2 separate regions of the Homo sapiens genome follow, and region 2 is linked to region 1. The links are chromatin loops, found by intact Hi-C in ENCODE. Cell type or tissue: heart left ventricle. All regions are shown on one strand.

Region 1 (8,000 bases):
AGATCAGTCAGCCCTCCCTTAGCAGTGCACCAGGAGAGGAGACACAGGCCAGTTGCATTTTTATGGCAATGAGAGGCAGGTTGGAAAAGTCTAGAGCTTTAGATCCTGATTGCTTCTAGTACAGCTTCTGCAGGTCAAGCTTTTCTGCATCAGGTCAAGAACCAGCAGGAAAACCATCAAGTGCAGTGGGAGTTTTGAGAAAGAGGAGGTGGTTACTGATGCCAGATGCTGCAGACAAGTAACATAAACACAAGAAATTGGACATATTCTGCAATGCACTCCCTGTCAAGAGAGTAGCCTCAGGAAAATGGGAAGAAGAAATGGAGCAAGATAGCAGCAGCAGATTGGGCATTAAGTAGGAGGTGAGAAAATAGAGATAGTGAGTAGAAGGGAAGGGCAGAAGTTGAAGAGGGTCAGAGATGAAAGAAAGTCTTTGCTTATTCAGTTTTTGGGCAGGAAGATGAACATATGTATTGCTGAAATGACTGAAGATTCTAGAGAAGTGGTGGAAGTGATGGAACAAGGGTCGCCAGGTGAGGCTGAACCAAGGGTGCAGGAGAAGGAATTAGCCACAGGCAGGCGGAGGGAAATTCTCTGAGAAGCAGGTAAAAAGGCCTTTGACTGTACCTGGCAGGAACCAATTTAAATCTATTAAAACAAAACAAACAAACAAACAAACAAAAAACAAACAAAAAAAAAAAAACAAGAGCATGGCTGGGCCCCAGGACCACCTGGACCCAGGACTTTTCTCTTCACATCTGTTTCACTCCAGTCTCAGCCCCCGCAGGTCCTAGTTTCTTCAGCCTGGTGGAGAAACAAGGCTGCCATCAATTCCCAAATGTTTATCTTCACAGTGACAGCCATGGGAGAAAGGCTGCACTAACCTTCTTGGCCTCAAATCAAAAACTCTAGAGAAAGGCTGTCACTGGGCCATCTTGAGTATTTATTTATTAGCTTGTTTGCAGATTTTAACTGAACATTCATTACTTTCAATTTTCCAGCTTTATTTTTTCAAATAAATTTTATTGTGCATATTTGACATTTACAACATAAGGTTATGGGATGCATTTGATAGTTACTATAGTAAAGAAAAGTAACATGTCTCTCATCTTGAGTATTTTAGGAGTCCAACCATGGGTCAGTGAATTCTGGCTAATTCTGGCTGTGGACAGGAAGTCCTATGTAAGCACATGTCAGCATCCAAGGGTGCCTCACAGATGGAGTGGAAGGAGAGGCAGTTTTCATTGAAGAGGGAGGGTCTGGTCAACAGATAGGTATCCATCCACAAATTTAGTCTGGAGGTGGAGAGTTCAGAAAATCTGAGAGGTTCGTATCTTAAGTATTTTTTTGTTTGTTCAGTTGGTTTTGATTGTTGTTGCTATTGGTGAAGTTAGGGTCTTTTCCAAGAATTAGGGGATAGATGACGATTCGGGCTACAAAAGGTTTGGAACTCTATCATGTGAAATGAGAACACCAACATAAGGACTGAGCAATGTTGAGAAGCAGCAGAGGGTAGAAGGCATAACTGTGTCACAGGATCAACCCAGACTTATTCATGTAATGAATGTTACTGATGGCTATCTCTAGTATCATCCAGTATCCTGGACATAGTAGCGTGAAAACACAGTTGGGTTGATCCAAGGTTGGAGAGTGGAAATATAGGTTGTTCTGGGCATGGCAGCGGGAACAAAGGAGCTGAGGTGGGAGGAAGGGCTGAAGTAGGGGGGATCTACCTGCAGAAGAAGACTGTGAGATGACCAGCACAGGGAAGAGGACAGAGAGCTTGGGACACAATTGGGAAATGGTGACAAAAGCTGTTGTGTCTCAGTGGTGCCTCTTACGATGCCCAAGGGAGATGACCCCTCAGGAAGAATGAGCACACCCTGGTGTGCTCAGGAAAGTTCCACGAAATTATCAATGGCACCTCTTTCTGTTATTGAGAGATCTCCAATTTGGATGCTGAATCATGTGGTCTGTCCACCCAATGCCAGGTCTGAAGCGATCGAGGAAAATGGCCTTTCGGGATGTCAACTTTGTGTGCTGCAGCCCCAGACCCATTGGCTGGAAGGAGTAACCCTGGCTTTCCACCTGCTTGTTCCTACCTCTTGTTTCTACCAAGGGAAACGGAGACTCCTTCAAAGTCTCCAGCACCTGCAGATTTGGAGTCTGAAGAGAAAGGGTCAGAGACAGAAACAAAGCCACCCTGGCCTGGCCTGCTGGCTGACTGCAGGGAAAGCCCACATACACTTGAGGCAGAAGGGAATGGCAATGGGCATGAAAATACTGCCCATACCCAAACTGTGTTCCCTGAGGCCATCCGATACACCCAGGGTGCTTCAGGGCAGTAAGTCCCAGAAACCACATGCAATTTCTGACCACACACTTCAGCTTTTCTTGGCATGAAAAAGGCAAGGGCCATGCCTGAATGGTTTTTGTATCTCCCACAGCGAAGACCAATGTCTTGCCCACAGTAGATTCTCAGTACATACTTACATGATCAATGGGATGTCCTTTTCAGGGCAGATTAGAATGGTCCTGTCTCGGGACAGGTGCCTCAGTTGGTGGCCTTGAACCTGGCTTGTAGACCTAACTGTGCAAGAATAGACCACAGGAAATGGAGCAGCTGAGGATGGGGGAGCAAGTTGGAAGGAGCTGGGGTGGAGTTTTTTCCTGACCCCAGCTGGTGATCAGCTTATGCCCTAAAGCAGAAGGATTAATAACCAGGGTAATTTTATCCCAGTCAGAATGTAACTACAGATGTGGGCTTATTGGGTGAAACAGCTAATCCCTTCTCCATTTGGCTCACTTGTGAAATACGATGAAATACGATGCCTGGGGCTATCAAAGCACGATTTCCTCCTGGGCCTGCTGCTGTGTGCAGCCCCACTCTCCTGGGCGAGAGGACAGCTGTCCGTGGACAGTCTTTTGGGCTCCTGCCTATTGGATGGACTGACTCTGCCGCTGACTGAGGGTGGAGGGGAAGGGAAGAGGCGTGTGGGTGGGTGTGTGTCTGTGGACTCGGGGAGGGGAGGGTGGAGTTGAAGGAAAATGTCAGGTGTTGGAGCGGACAGGCGCACGGAGACGCTGGAGGAATAAAAGACTCCTGGAAAAAACCTAAGATTCATTGCAACCCCAAGTCCCGAAGGCTAGAGGGATGGGGAGGCAACAGGAGGAGGGCGTGAGGCTAAGGGGGCACACCTGGTTGTACACGTGGCCCAGATCGGAGCCAGCAGGCCTCGGGTGCTGGCCACGGGAATTTGCAGCATGACCATAGTGGGAGGCTCTAAAGCCAGGAGAACTCAATCAAAGAGCTGCTGCTGATGGAGCAAAGATGAAAGGGTTTCCAGGCCAGCCAGTGAAACCCTTGGAGTTTTTCCCCGGGCAACCACCCTGGGGCGAGTAACAGGAGATACGGTTGGTGCCGAGGTCTGGGAGTCCAGTGCGGCAGCGGGAGGGAGGTAGGCTGGGAGTCCCGTGGGGCTTGAGGAGTGGGCGGGGCCCCGGGCGACGGGGCGTGGCCCCCTGAGCCGTCCGGAGGCCGAGCGCGGAGAACTCGAGAAGGGGCGGGGCCGCTGAGCGGTCCGGAGGCCTAGCGCGGGGAATCCGGAAGGGGCGTGGCCCCCTGAGCAGTCCGGAGGCCGAGCGCGGGGAGTTGGGAAGGGGCGTGGCCCTGCCCGAGCTGGCGCCAGGGAGGCTCCCACCTGCCAGGGGTTGTACATGGCCGCCCTCCCTCCTCCCGTGCTTCCCCGGGCGGGTCTCTGCGCGCAGTCTCCTGCCGGGCGTGGCCAGCCTTGCAGCTCATCCCCCGGGGTTGGCCGGGTGGTCTCCCCCCGCACGTCCCCGACTCCCAGACGCCTTTCCGCGGGGTGCGCCCGGGGCGCTGGAAGCCTGGATCACTTACGCCGAACGGCCCGGGCTCCCCGTGCCCCACCTCTTCTTCGCCCCTCGCGTCTTTTCCGTCCCAGGCTGATGGAGCAGGCGAGGTTAAAGCTTCGTTCCAGACACTTTAAGAAATGTTCCGGGGTTCTTGGAAGTTGTTTAGGAAAAGCAGAGTGCCTGGCATCCTCATCCAACGCTCCCGAACTAGAGACGGCATCTGGCTTGAGGGGTCGTGGTGGGCGGGCGGAAAGGCAAGAATGACCAGGGGCTTTAAATAAAATCTTTCCCATTTTTCCCTTTTCCTCTGACCTTGCCTCCATAATTAATCCTCCCACTGTCCCCAACCCCCAAGCCCAAAGAATATAGAGACTAAAGCCCCTTATCCCAGAGGGCTAGGTGAACCCCCGGGGTCCTCCGGCTCAGCCTGGGAGCCCAGGCAAGGATTTCGCTTCCAGGGCGGGCTTCAGGGTTGGGAGGCGCACATCGCCATGGCAACGAGTTCTTCCCGTGGGAATAAGAAACTCCCGAATGTGGAGCAAATTGGAAAGGGACCTTCCAAGAGCCAGCTGGGGCTCCAGGCAGGCAGGGTAAGGGGAGGTGGTCTGTAGGGGGTGGGGATGGGGAGGCACAGCTGATCCCAACCCGCGACCCTGATTATGGCGCCAGAGCTGTGCGTGTTGCCTCTGAGTCAGATGGGGCCACACATGCTGGACACGTGACATGACATGCTCTCCCATGGCTGCCAGTTGGCAGATGTGTTTGCTGACTTGCTTAGAACAGCCACTGCCTGGCTAAGTGGGACAGTTCCCTTCTGTGGGTCTGTTCCAACCTCCCCTTGGTGGTGAGACCAATAGCTCCTGTTGGGAGAACGAGTTTGAGCTATGAAATTCAGTTCTCTGGCGCCGAGGCCATTGATTTCTAATTACAATTTTTTTTCAAGTTTCAAAAATTTTAAAGTCCCAAGTTATATATGTATATATTCCAATTCAGAAAGGTGTAAAGAAGAAAAGGAAAGTGATCCACAACCCCCAATCCTTCTTCCCAGACATAACTATTGTTAACATTTCGTTGTCATTCTTCCAGATTCTTCATGTGCACATGTAGCTATATGTATGTAGGTGTATTTATATAAGCACCACAGACATGCAAAGCTGTCTAAAAATCTGTATCATCATTTCTTTTTTTTCTTTTCCTTTTTTTTGAGACAGAGTTTCACTCTTGTTGCCCAGGCTGGAGTGTAGTGGCGCGATCTCGGCTCACCGCAACCTCCGCCTCCCAGGTTCAAGCCTCAGCCTCCCAAGTAGCTGGGATTACAGGCATGCGCCACCATGCCCGGCTAATTTTGTATTTTTAGTAGAGACAGGGTTTCACCATGTTGGTCAGACTGCTCTTGAACTCCCGACTTCAGGTGATCCACCCGCCTTGGCTTCCCAAAGTGCTGGGATTACAGGCATGAGCCACCGCGCCTGGCCTATATCATCATTTCTAATGGCAACACGGGATATACCATGATTAACCTATTTGGTATTGCTGGACATTAAGTGGCTTCCCAATATTACCCTTCTATGTGATGATATGCATCCTTAGACAGTTTTGCACAACCAGTGTGCTAATTTTCTTAGGTAAACTTCTAGGATTCTGGGTCTAAGGGTATATGCATTTAAACTTTCAATGCACATTCCTGTAATCTGGGTCAGTGGATTTTTTAGGAGCCAGTGGGCTTTATTTTCTCCCCTATGAGTAGTAGGAATCAAAGGGAAAGGTCCCTTATATATGGTGTTTGAGTTTGGATTCCCCTTGAAACAAAATGTGAAACAAGAATCTGGGCATGAGTCGTATTTTTCAGAGGTGATACAGAAAGCGCTCTGAGCAGTGAGCAATAAAAGGTACATTATTGAATGGGTTATTGCTGGAGCACTCTGAGAGACCATGAGAACACTCCTCAGGATTGTCCTGCATTAGTTTCTGCGGGGCATCACCACTCCTGGTCTTCTGACTGTCCCCACTGTTATTTGAAAAATGTCTGCAGGTAAATGCTAAGGGAAGCCAAGGGGACACAGCTGGAACACCTACAGCTTCAGCCACAGAGGAATTACTACTCCTTTCCCCAAAGCCAAGCCAAGGGTGAGGTTACTCCAGGACAAAATTGCATAATGGGTTAAGTTTTGCATCAGTCTCTCCACCTTCTCCCCCTATTCCCTAAACCATCTCTTGATGCCAACCCCAGCTGGCCAAGGTTCCCAAGGCACAGCAAAGAGGTAGTTGGTCTTCTCAACAATTATTTAGAATGTTAGAAACAAGATTTTTTATTTTTCCAGGCATATTAATATTTTAAGACAGAAACCAAAGGAATTGATGACAGTGCTGGCATTTCAGGCACTGTGGCAGCTAAAGGTGTTTTTGGCAGGGGGCACCCAAGCCTGTGGTTGGTCCAGCAGAGAAATTCTGTGTGTCTTCTGAGAAGCAGGAGGTGAGAGGATGCAGGATGAAGGCAGAAGCAGAGTGGGAAGGAAGAGGCTGGTGACTTAGTTCCCTCACATGGATGACACTCGCTGGCCTGGCCATTTTAGAAAATGAAGCAATAAAGAGGATATAGGGCTGGATTTGTGGCTGGAGGGAATGAGAAAGAAGAAGTGAGCCATTCAGGTAGATCACCTGAGGTCAGGAGTTCGAGACCAGCCTGGCCAACGTGGCAAAACCCCATCTCTACTGAAAATACAAAAATTAGCCGAGTGTGGTGGCAGGCCCCTGTAGTCCCAGCTGCTCGGGAGGTTGAGGCAGGAGAATCGCTTGAACCCGGGAGGCAGAGGTTGCAGTGAGCCGAGATCATGCCACTGCACTCCAGCCTGGGTGACAGAATGAGACTCTGTCTCTTAAAAAAAAAAACAAATGAGCCACTGAGGCAAGAAGGAGTGAGATGGGTTGTTAAGAGAGGAAGAGAAGGCTAGGTGCAGTGGTTCATGCTTGTAATTCTAGCTGCTTGGGAAGTTGAGGTGGGAGGAGTGCTTGAGCACAGGAGTTCGAGACCACAGTGAGTCATCATAGTGACACTCCAACCTGGGTGACAGAGCAAGACACCATCTCTAAAAAAAATAGAGAAGAGTAGTTGAGTGGGAGAAGAGAACAAAGAAGAACCTCATTTGGGCTCAATCAGCTACTAACTTCTTCCCTTCCTACAGTCTTGGCTTTCTGTCTTCCCCTCTGGCCATTTCTGCTCAGAGTCCATTAGGGGTTCACTTTTTTCCTGCCTATCCCCTAACTGCTGAAGCCACTTAGAGTTCTCCAGCTGCACGTGATCTCTGAGAGATCAGTGTGCCACCATGGCCTCTGCCGCTGTCACGCACAGATGCTGCACAGATGGCTGGCCCAGCTTGCTCTCAGGAGCTCAGTTCCCACCCATCTAGAAGTTGGCAGAAGTTGAGGCAGTGGGAGGAATGTCGGGGCACACATTCCCTTTACCATGTGTGTTCTCTGGTTGTCTTCATATTCGAAAGCTAGTGTCCCCAGTTAAGTTGTTAGCTGCTTGAGCCTGAAGGCTGTGAATTTTACTCCCCAATCAGCCACATGCAGTGACTGTCAGACACTGGCTGAGTTGACCCTGTAGGAGTTTCTCTACAGGAGTACCATTCTGGGGACATGAGAAGGTGAGGTCGTGCTTCTACGCAGACACCTTTATTTTCACCAACACAGCCCCCTTCAACGGTCCACAGCTGCTAATTATCATCTGCTCCCCAAATCTAGCAGTCTCTTCCCAGTTCTCATTTTCCCTGTTCTCTTGGCGGCATCTGGCACTGTTTCCGGTTCCACCATCTTGAAACTCTTTCTTCTCTTGGCCTCCGTAACATTACACCCTCTGATGGTTCTTCTGTCCAAGGAGCTTTTGCCTTTCATCTCCTAAACATAGTTCTACCCTAAGATTCCATCCTTCAGAGCAGCATGAAGTAGTGGAAAGAATGCAGGCTTTGGAGCCAGAGTAACTGTATTTGCTCCTGGGATGCAACATTTATTAGCTGGGGACCTCTCTGAGCCTCAGTGTTTTCAACTGTGAAATGCTGATGATCGTAAGTGTGTTAGGCTGTTTTTTGTACTGCTATAAAGAAAACCTTGAGCCTGAGTAGATT
Region 2 (8,000 bases), 94 kb before region 1:
TCTCTGTGTGGGACCCCACCCAGGCAGGGCAGAAGAGGAAGACAGTTCTAGAGCCTCTGCATCAAAGATTACAGGCTTCTTGCCATATCTCCAATCACTGTTCCCCTTGTTCCAGGCTGCAGTTGGCACATGAACCCATGGGCCATCAGTTGCTTTTGTTTTTAAGATCTAAATATCGTATTTATGACTAATAAAACTGAGTGGAGAATTACTAATAAAACTGGCCTTAGATCTGCAGCCCAGAGGGCATTCAAATAATCTCCATTCCCTCCTTTAATTGAACTTGTCCCCCAAAACATCAAACCCGCCCTCTTATTCTTCAACCATAGGGTACAATTAGTTTTTACACAAGCACCCCACACAATGGGGAGACCCAAGAGAGAGAGTCGGGGAGTGTTTATGAGGTTTATTGAGGGGATTAGGGGACCAGAATAGAGGGGAGGAAACAATTCTGCCGGTGGAAATCCTTTCTCTACTTAAAAAAAACTCACCACACACAAAGACCACAAACAAAACCCCCTGTAAGAATTTTGTTTTGAAAGCTGTTCCCTGCCCCAGGTCAAAGAGAAGGAAAGAAGGGATCTGGGCTTTGCGGGACACGGCTCTCCCACCGTGGCGCCCACTCTCTGGTTCCCTGTCTTTTCCCTCCAGGAAGTTCAGGTGCCTCAGCCTGGGTTTCATTTGAGCTTTTAAATAATGAACAGTTGTTATCCTTGCCCTCATTCGTTACATTTTTTAAAAAGCAAAATAAGCTAAACAAAGCAGAGAAGTATGCACCTAAAAACCTTTCTTCGACAGCCAGAGAAGCAAGGAAGGAAAGGCCGCCTACCATTTATTTTTTATAAACATCATACTAAATAACACGGATTTCAACTTATGGCTATAAATAACATGCGATGTTTTCACTGCAGATTTCCCCAGGCCCTAAAGCTATTTCAGTGGAACCTGCAGCCACCCTGTCCTCCCATCGCTGCTCGAGGTCCGGCGTTACCTACGCCTCATTGTTTCTAGAAGTTGCATTTCTGTATGTTGCTCAGAATTGGTTTGCATGCCGGACCCTTGCTTTCCTGTTTTTGCCTCCTCCCACCCTGGGCCACCCCATCCCATCCTCGTGATCGTTGGGACGCCCCCTCGCCTGCCCAGCAAGGACACTTGATGGAGAGGCTGCCGGGTTATGGCTTCCTTCCTTAGCTGGCTCGCAGGCCCGTGGCCCCACAGATGTTCTCCCTGGGTTTGTTTTGATAGCCCGTTTTAAAAACAGTTCATATCCACCAACTGTTCAGATAATAGTATTCCAAGTGGCAAGCAACTGTGATTATTTTTGTCGCTGTTTACCCTGACAAGCACAGCTCAGCTGGAAAATATGGGGCCGGGGGGAATTCCCCTTCCTTGCTCTTCTAATTGTTGCCCATATTTGCCATAAGGAAGTTGCATTTTTGACTTTCTCTCACATTGAGCCCCATGTTCCCTGGGAAGGAGAGAAGAAGGCGAGAGAAATCAGATGGAGAAAATGCAGTATGGGGCCTATTGGAATCGATAACCCTCCTTCCAAGTCAGGCTGTTTCACTATCAACACTAAGAGGAGTTTTTGTGCACATGTGTGTGGTGACATAAAGAAAGCCTTGCTTGGGGTAGAGCTGGTACTTTGAACTGGCTCTCTCTCCAACATCTCAGACATCCCAGGCCTAAAATCGAACTTCTCGTTTGCCTATCCAGTTGCAGAAACACCTGTGGTCTCCCGTAAAAGTGCAAAAGACCCCCACTCCTTCCCCAGGTTCCCAGAACAGGCCGGCTGGTCCCTCTGACTGTTCCACTCCTCTGACCTCCAAAGTCAGTTATTTGTCAAGCCTGGCTGATTTTCCCGGGACTTTAAAAAATTCTCTTGCACCTATCCCTTCTTTTCCAGCCACACCACCTGCCCCACCGACAGTTGGCCCTTTCCCTGTCCCCTTTATTGCAGCGGTAATTTCAACCACATCCTGGCCTTCCATCCCTTTCCTCCCATTTCACCCTCATACCATGGCTAGGCCTAGCTTCCGAAAGCTTGACCCTGTTGCCACTTACCTGCTCAAAAATGCTTAGCAACTTCCCACTGTGTGCAGCCTTTGTCTGGCTTTCCAGGCCCTCCACGCCCTGGTCCCTGCCTGATCTCTCTGCTTCCCCATTCAGATCCCTCCCATGGTGTGCCCAAGCTCAGGATTTCTTGAACACACCTGTGCTTTCCAGCAGGGCTGCCACGTGGCTGATTCCATGGCTGCCCTTCCCTTCACTATTACCTGAATGTGCTTCCTAGAGGTGAATATGGTTCAGCCTGTATGACCAAATGGCCCCCAGGCCTTTGAATATGCTGCTTCCTCATTCTGAAGTGCCCTCCTCTCCCAGCTCCACCTGTCAAAATCACACTATTCTTCAAATGCCACTTCTTCCATGAAGCCATTGATGGTGATTCTTGCTGGAAAGGGCGGCTCTTGATCATGAAAATCTGAAAGACATTATATTGGAAGTGTTTATAATTTTCTTTGTATTTAGATGTCAGACTTTCTTACATAAAACCCAAACCTCCTTAAGAATAAAGGCTGTGAATTACTTTCCTGCATATAATCTGCTGTGCCTAGCAGTCGATTTTTGTTGGAGGAATGAAAGAATGAATGATTTATTTTGGGCTTGGGCGTGTACATTTCACTGATGACCCCTGGGTGCATTTAAATTTAGCACACCTGTCAGATCTCTCCTCATCCTTATTTGTTACTCTATGCTGCCAAGTTAGGTGGAGGATAGGGTAGGAACCTGGGGATGTTTTCTTCATTATCTACAGTCACATAATCACGAATCACAGATTCTCAGATACGAGCAAGTCCATCAGATACTGACGGCCCAGTGTTTTGCAAATGATTGCTCAGAGCTATGAGTCCCAGGACATGGGGGTTGTGCAGCAGAGGGAGGCTGTAGGAGAGGGAGCTTTGGGATTTTGCTCCTGCTCCAACCAGATCAGGTCTGCTTGTGTCTGTTTCACATTTTGAGGTCTGGTGGAATTTATCTTTACCAGAGGCCAAAAAGAATTTTTATGAAAAACAAAACCAAACCATAGATATAGTCCAAGTTGATAAAAATCCAAAACTTAAGAAAATGCCTGTCTAAACCTATCTGGAGGGATCTCAAAGAAAGTACATTCAACAGCTTGTAATCTATAGCAATCACCCGCACCATCACAGGATGGCCCCACAAAACAATCGTCAGACGCAAGACGTCCATAAGAGTCCAGGAAAGAGCTGGAGGAGACGAGTCACGCCAGGTTTTAGCTCCAGTTACGCCAGGAACAAGTTGTGCAATGCAGCGAGTCCTTTTTCCTCTCTAGACTCAGCATCTCATTTAAAAGCATGGCCCTAGCAGCCTAGGCTGGGTGGCTCAGTGGTTATTAAGGGCACAGGGAGACCTGAGTGGCACCAGCACAGCCCAGGGAGCCACTGAGAGAGGAGAGGTGCCCAGCAGTGACACAGCCAGCAAGTGTCTGCACAGGGAAGAAGCACCGAGAGCTGGTCATTCTGCTCTTAGCCTGAACTTGGTGATCTCAGAGGCCCGGCCCAGCTCTAACATCTGTGACTCAGCTGGCAGCCGCGTGGACCCCGTTGCTGGGGGAAATGCTGTGTGCACATTTATTCTGGGTTTGGATATTTAAAGAGCCGGGTGTGTTGAGGGACATTTCGGAAGTGCTTGGGGAGGGAGGGGACTGCAGACTGGGCTTTTCTTTAAACACTTATAGATATCCTGTCTTGATCTCTCGGTCCACAAAGAGTAATTTTCTTTCCCTAAGAAAGTGACGTGGGTCTTGCCCATTGTGTCCGCCTCGCTGGCTCCCGGCTGCGCAGCCCAGCAGGAAGCAGGTGGCCTGAGGTGAAACACATGCCCGGCCCGGCTCAGGCCATTTCTGGGTTCCTGTCCAAGGGCAGCCTTGCTCCCCACAGGGAAAACTTGGCATGCCCCCTAGACTGCTGGGCACCTGGGGCACAGGGCTGACCCTCCACCTGGGAGGAGAAGAATGGAGCTCTCTCTGAGCCCCCAGGGGTCCTGGCAAAGGTGGCAGCCGTGGACCCTGGGGACATGGGGCAGCCTGGGCTTCCTCTTCCGCACTTGCTGTTTTCACTGGCTCAGGAAGCTCTGACTGCAAGCTGGGATTTTGTTTCCAAATCCCTGCGTCATTTTTACTATTTGAATTGCCACTTTGGGCTGCTTTTAGGGAGGTGGCTCTTTTGTTGCTTTCCTCACTCAGGATGTTGTTTCCAGTAGATTTCCTCACAGACTCCGTCTGCTGCCTTTGTTTTCCCTTCTGGGCACAAACACAGAAATCTTCCAGAATGGAGACTGCATCAGTGAATCGGACCTGCCGTGCTGTGAGCCAGCACAGTTTAATTTTTCTCTTAGGACATTTATTGTTTTTTATTTCTGCTTTCAGAGGTCATTGTGTCTACATGCTCATTATAGCACATTTGAAAAATATGGGAAACACATATAGGTGATATAGGAGGAAAATGAATATCACCCATAGGCTCAGTAGCCAGAGATCTACCTAGAATTCCGGTGATAATTTTTGTTTTGTTTTGTTTTGTTTTAAATTGGGCTCATACTGCACACATTGCTAAGGAACCTGCTGCTTACACCCAACCCTGTATCCTTAACACTGTCCCATGCTCTTTTATTTTTTGCAGACACAGTTTTTTGTTTTTGTTTTTTGTTTCGTTTTTGTTTTTTTGACAGAGTCTCACCCTGCTGCCCAGGGTGGAGTGCAGTGGCCTGATCTCTGCTCACTGCAACCTCCGCCCCCCAGGTTCAAGCAATTCTCCTGCCTCAGGCTCCCAAGTAGCTGGGATTACAGGTGCACAACACCACACTCGGCTAATTTTTGTATTTTTGGTAGAAGATGGGGTTTCACCATGTTGGCCAGGCTGGTCTCGAACTCCTGACCTCAAGTGATCCTCCTGCCTCAGCCTCCCAAAGTGCTGGGATTACAGGTGTGAGCCACCGTGCCAGGCCGCAGACACAGTTTTTAAGTCCCTACAGCTCTCCTTTGGCCTTGCCACCAACAATGCTGTGTCAAAGACGTTAGCCGGTGTGAAGGAGGAACGAGGACAGGAAAACAGAGTATGTCACACAATACACATCTACATGCAAAGCCCAGATGGGTGAAGTTGTGGGTGGCTTTTCTTTTCTTTCTTCTCTTCTAGAGTGTGCACATTTTTCTGTCACAAACACAGGAGAAGAGACAGAATAATGTGGTGATCGGAAGCGCAGGCTTGGGCAACCTGCTGTATGGGTGCAACTCTGCCACTAACCAGATGAGGTGCTTAATGGCAGTGTGCCTCAGTTTCTTCATCTCTAAAGTGTGAACAATAATGCTACCTGCCTCACGTGTCAGTTTTGAAGATGCAGGTGAAGTCCAGTAAATACCCAGTACTCAGTGACAGTTATGGCTTTATATGAACATTGTGATCATAAAAAGTCTGGGCGGGCACAGTGGCTCATGCCTGTAATACCAACACTTTGGGAGGCCAAGGTGGATGCATTACCTGAGGTCAGGAGTTTGAGACCAGGCTGGCCAACATGATGAAACCTCGTCTACTAAAAATGCAAAAATTTAGCCAGGCACGGTGGCTGGTGCCTGTAATCCCAGCTACTCAGGAGGCTGAGGTAGGAGAATCACTTGAACCCAGGAGGCAGAGGTTGCAGTGAGCTGAGATCGTGCCACTGCACTCCAGCCTGGGCAACAAGAGTGAAACTCCATCTCCAAAAATAAAAATAAAACAAAATAAAAATAAATAAATAAAACATCTAAAAGTCCCTGCTATGGGCTGAATTTGGTCCCTACAAATACATCTGTTGAAGTTCAACCCTCAGCACCTCAGAATGTGACTGTTTTGGAGACAGCATCCTTACAATGGTAATTAAGTTAAAATGAGGTCATTGGAGTGGGCCCTAACCCAATACTGCTGTGTCATAACAAGAAGATGCAGAGACATCAGGGATGCGCTTGCACAGGGGAAAGGCCATGTGAGGACACAGCAAGAAGGCGGCTGCCTCCCAGCCAAGGAGACAGGCCCCAGGAGAAACCCAACCTGCCCACAGGTTGATCTTGGACTTTCAGCTTCCAGAACGGTGGGAAAACAGACTTTCATTGGGTAAGCCACCCAGTCTGTGGTACTTTGTTATGGAAGCCCTAGCAAAACAATGCAGTTCCTTAACAAGAACATCAGTGTCATAGTTGCTCATCTAAGTGCAGTGCAGAAGCAGGTGATATACCCTAGACAAGTGGAAAACAGCTCGACTGCGGGCCCGGCAGTTCCTGCCCACCAGCCTCCCCTCAAGGCGAGCCCCCCCTCGCCTTTGCAGGGTACCCGGTGGCTGCAGGATGTCCTCTGGCTGCGCAGAGCCCCCAGGCTCTTGCTTCGCCAGGTCTGTCTCTTCCAGGCAACAGGGTCTTTCTTGGCTTCATTTGGAGGGCAAGAGCTTCCTCCTCCTTCAGGAACCTTGGCTAGCCATTTCCAATACAATACCTGCGTCTGCACTTGAATGAAGTGGTTTTCCACCCTCCAAAGACCAGTGGGAGAGTTTTCATGCATGGTCCATTTGAATCACTGACATGATGTGCTCTGAGCGTGGAGTGTTGGATCTCAGACTCAGGCATAGAAAGGGGGCCGCTGGAGGATGTATGTGCAATGCTTCCTCAGATTATGAAAGCACAGCCAGCCTTCTGTTGGAAGCACAGGACAAGTGTTTGCTGGGTAAGGATATTTTCCATCTTTGCAAACTGTGGGCCAGCTCTTTCTCCTTGGCTAGGTAGATAACCAATGCACCTTGTCTGCTAAGTCAGCCTCTCTTCATTCCTATTTTCTCAGTAGACAGCCTTATAAATCTGGCTAATAACTCCCATTTCATTTCCCCAAACTCCATTAGAGGGAAATTATAATGAAGCTCAAATACTCACCAGGTTATTCATGGGAAGGACCTTTGGCTTTTTAAAAATGCATTTTAGATGGCTGGATTAATCTAGTGGCACATTACAATGCAGCCCTGCTGAAGTTTGCAGGAGATTCCTGGCACCCGGCATTGTGCACTGCACAATGCCGCCAAGAAGCGTGAATTATCTTTACAGGAAGAGGCAGGAATTAATATGTCAGATGGAAAAGACCCACTGGCAGCACCTGATGAAAACCCAGGACTCTGCTCCCTGTCAAGGTTCTGCAAGGTTGGAGTCATAATCACACAACTCACAAGCAAACGCCCTGAGCAGGCTCCTCTCTGCAAAGGGCATAAGGGCAGAACAGCAGAGAAGTGACACACTACCCTCTCCATCTGGCCCTGCTCACCCACAAGCGTTGGAACAGGAATATTTGTAGCCTTGGAAAGAGGCACTTACCAAGATGCTTAATTGATGATAGGCACATTGAGAAAAAAATGCTGATTTCATTCCTTTTATTACCTCTCTGGCACAGCAAGTTAATTAAAAAGAAAGTACGATTGCAGCTTTGTATTCATTAACCAGGTTGATTTGTAATGTAAATATATGCATTTGTATGGTGCATACATCAAAGTAAGAATAACAACAATAATGATAGTATCTGTCACTAAATGAGCTCCAGATCCCAGGGAAGGAGTGATCGGCAGATTACTTACAACCCTTCCAACAACCCTGTTCAAAGGGTTATAAATAATGTTGGCCTTACTGGGACCAACAGTATTACATTTATTTTATTGATGGAGAAACTGAGGCTCAGAGTAGTTAAGGAGTTTGCCTGAGGTCACACAGCTAATGTGTGGTGTGCTGGGATTCGGTCTACGTGAGGAAATAATACATTTGTGGCAGAGTGAACTGAAACTTCTTTCTGCACACTCCCGCCCCAATCCCACCATCTGCCTCAACCTAATCCTCAATGTGGTCATGAGAAAAGCCCCGTGCAGTGGAGAGAAGCCAGATTGACTGCCACTATTCACTGTTGTGTAAAATGAGG

The links. Hi-C counts contacts between places; a loop is a spot of excess contacts. Peaks named below come from ENCODE experiments on the same cell type or tissue, not always from the same donor. Only the 100,000 strongest peaks of a DNase experiment are listed, where the experiment ranks them.
Region 2: a loop joins it to region 1, with 3 times the contacts of the local background. A loop is called at or near these places in 23 of 110 quality-filtered maps.

What each region holds. Positions count from the first base shown.
Region 1 is chr10:31,599,221-31,607,220 of GRCh38, reverse strand. LOC124906892 reads right to left here and starts at 4,359. Exons shown (of 4, transcript XM_067756347.1): 1 at 3,902-4,359; 2 at 2,807-2,965; 3 at 2,494-2,590; 4 at 1,003-1,295. The coding sequence starts at 4,199. The coding sequence ends at 1,139. LOC105376484 (a long non-coding RNA gene) reads left to right here. Exons shown (of 3, transcript XR_930803.3): 3 at 1-4,187. RefSeq lists a silencer at 3,358-3,947. In heart left ventricle, a CTCF peak has its summit at 3,781; DNase peaks (open chromatin) are centred at 2,963, 3,600 and 4,590; H3K4me3 peaks cover 1,606 bases; H3K27ac peaks cover 2,864 bases.
Region 2 is chr10:31,693,638-31,701,637 of GRCh38, reverse strand. All of the region lies in intron 1 of MACORIS (macrophage enriched lincRNA repressor of IFN-gamma signaling), which reads left to right. Among named protein-coding and RNA genes, the nearest start is that of MACORIS, 9.8 kb to the left of the region's middle. RefSeq lists enhancers at 5,868-6,429, 6,430-6,991. In heart left ventricle, no CTCF peak of the experiment used is centred here; DNase peaks (open chromatin) are centred at 1,137, 3,607 and 3,897; H3K4me3 peaks cover 1,751 bases; H3K27ac peaks cover 5,686 bases.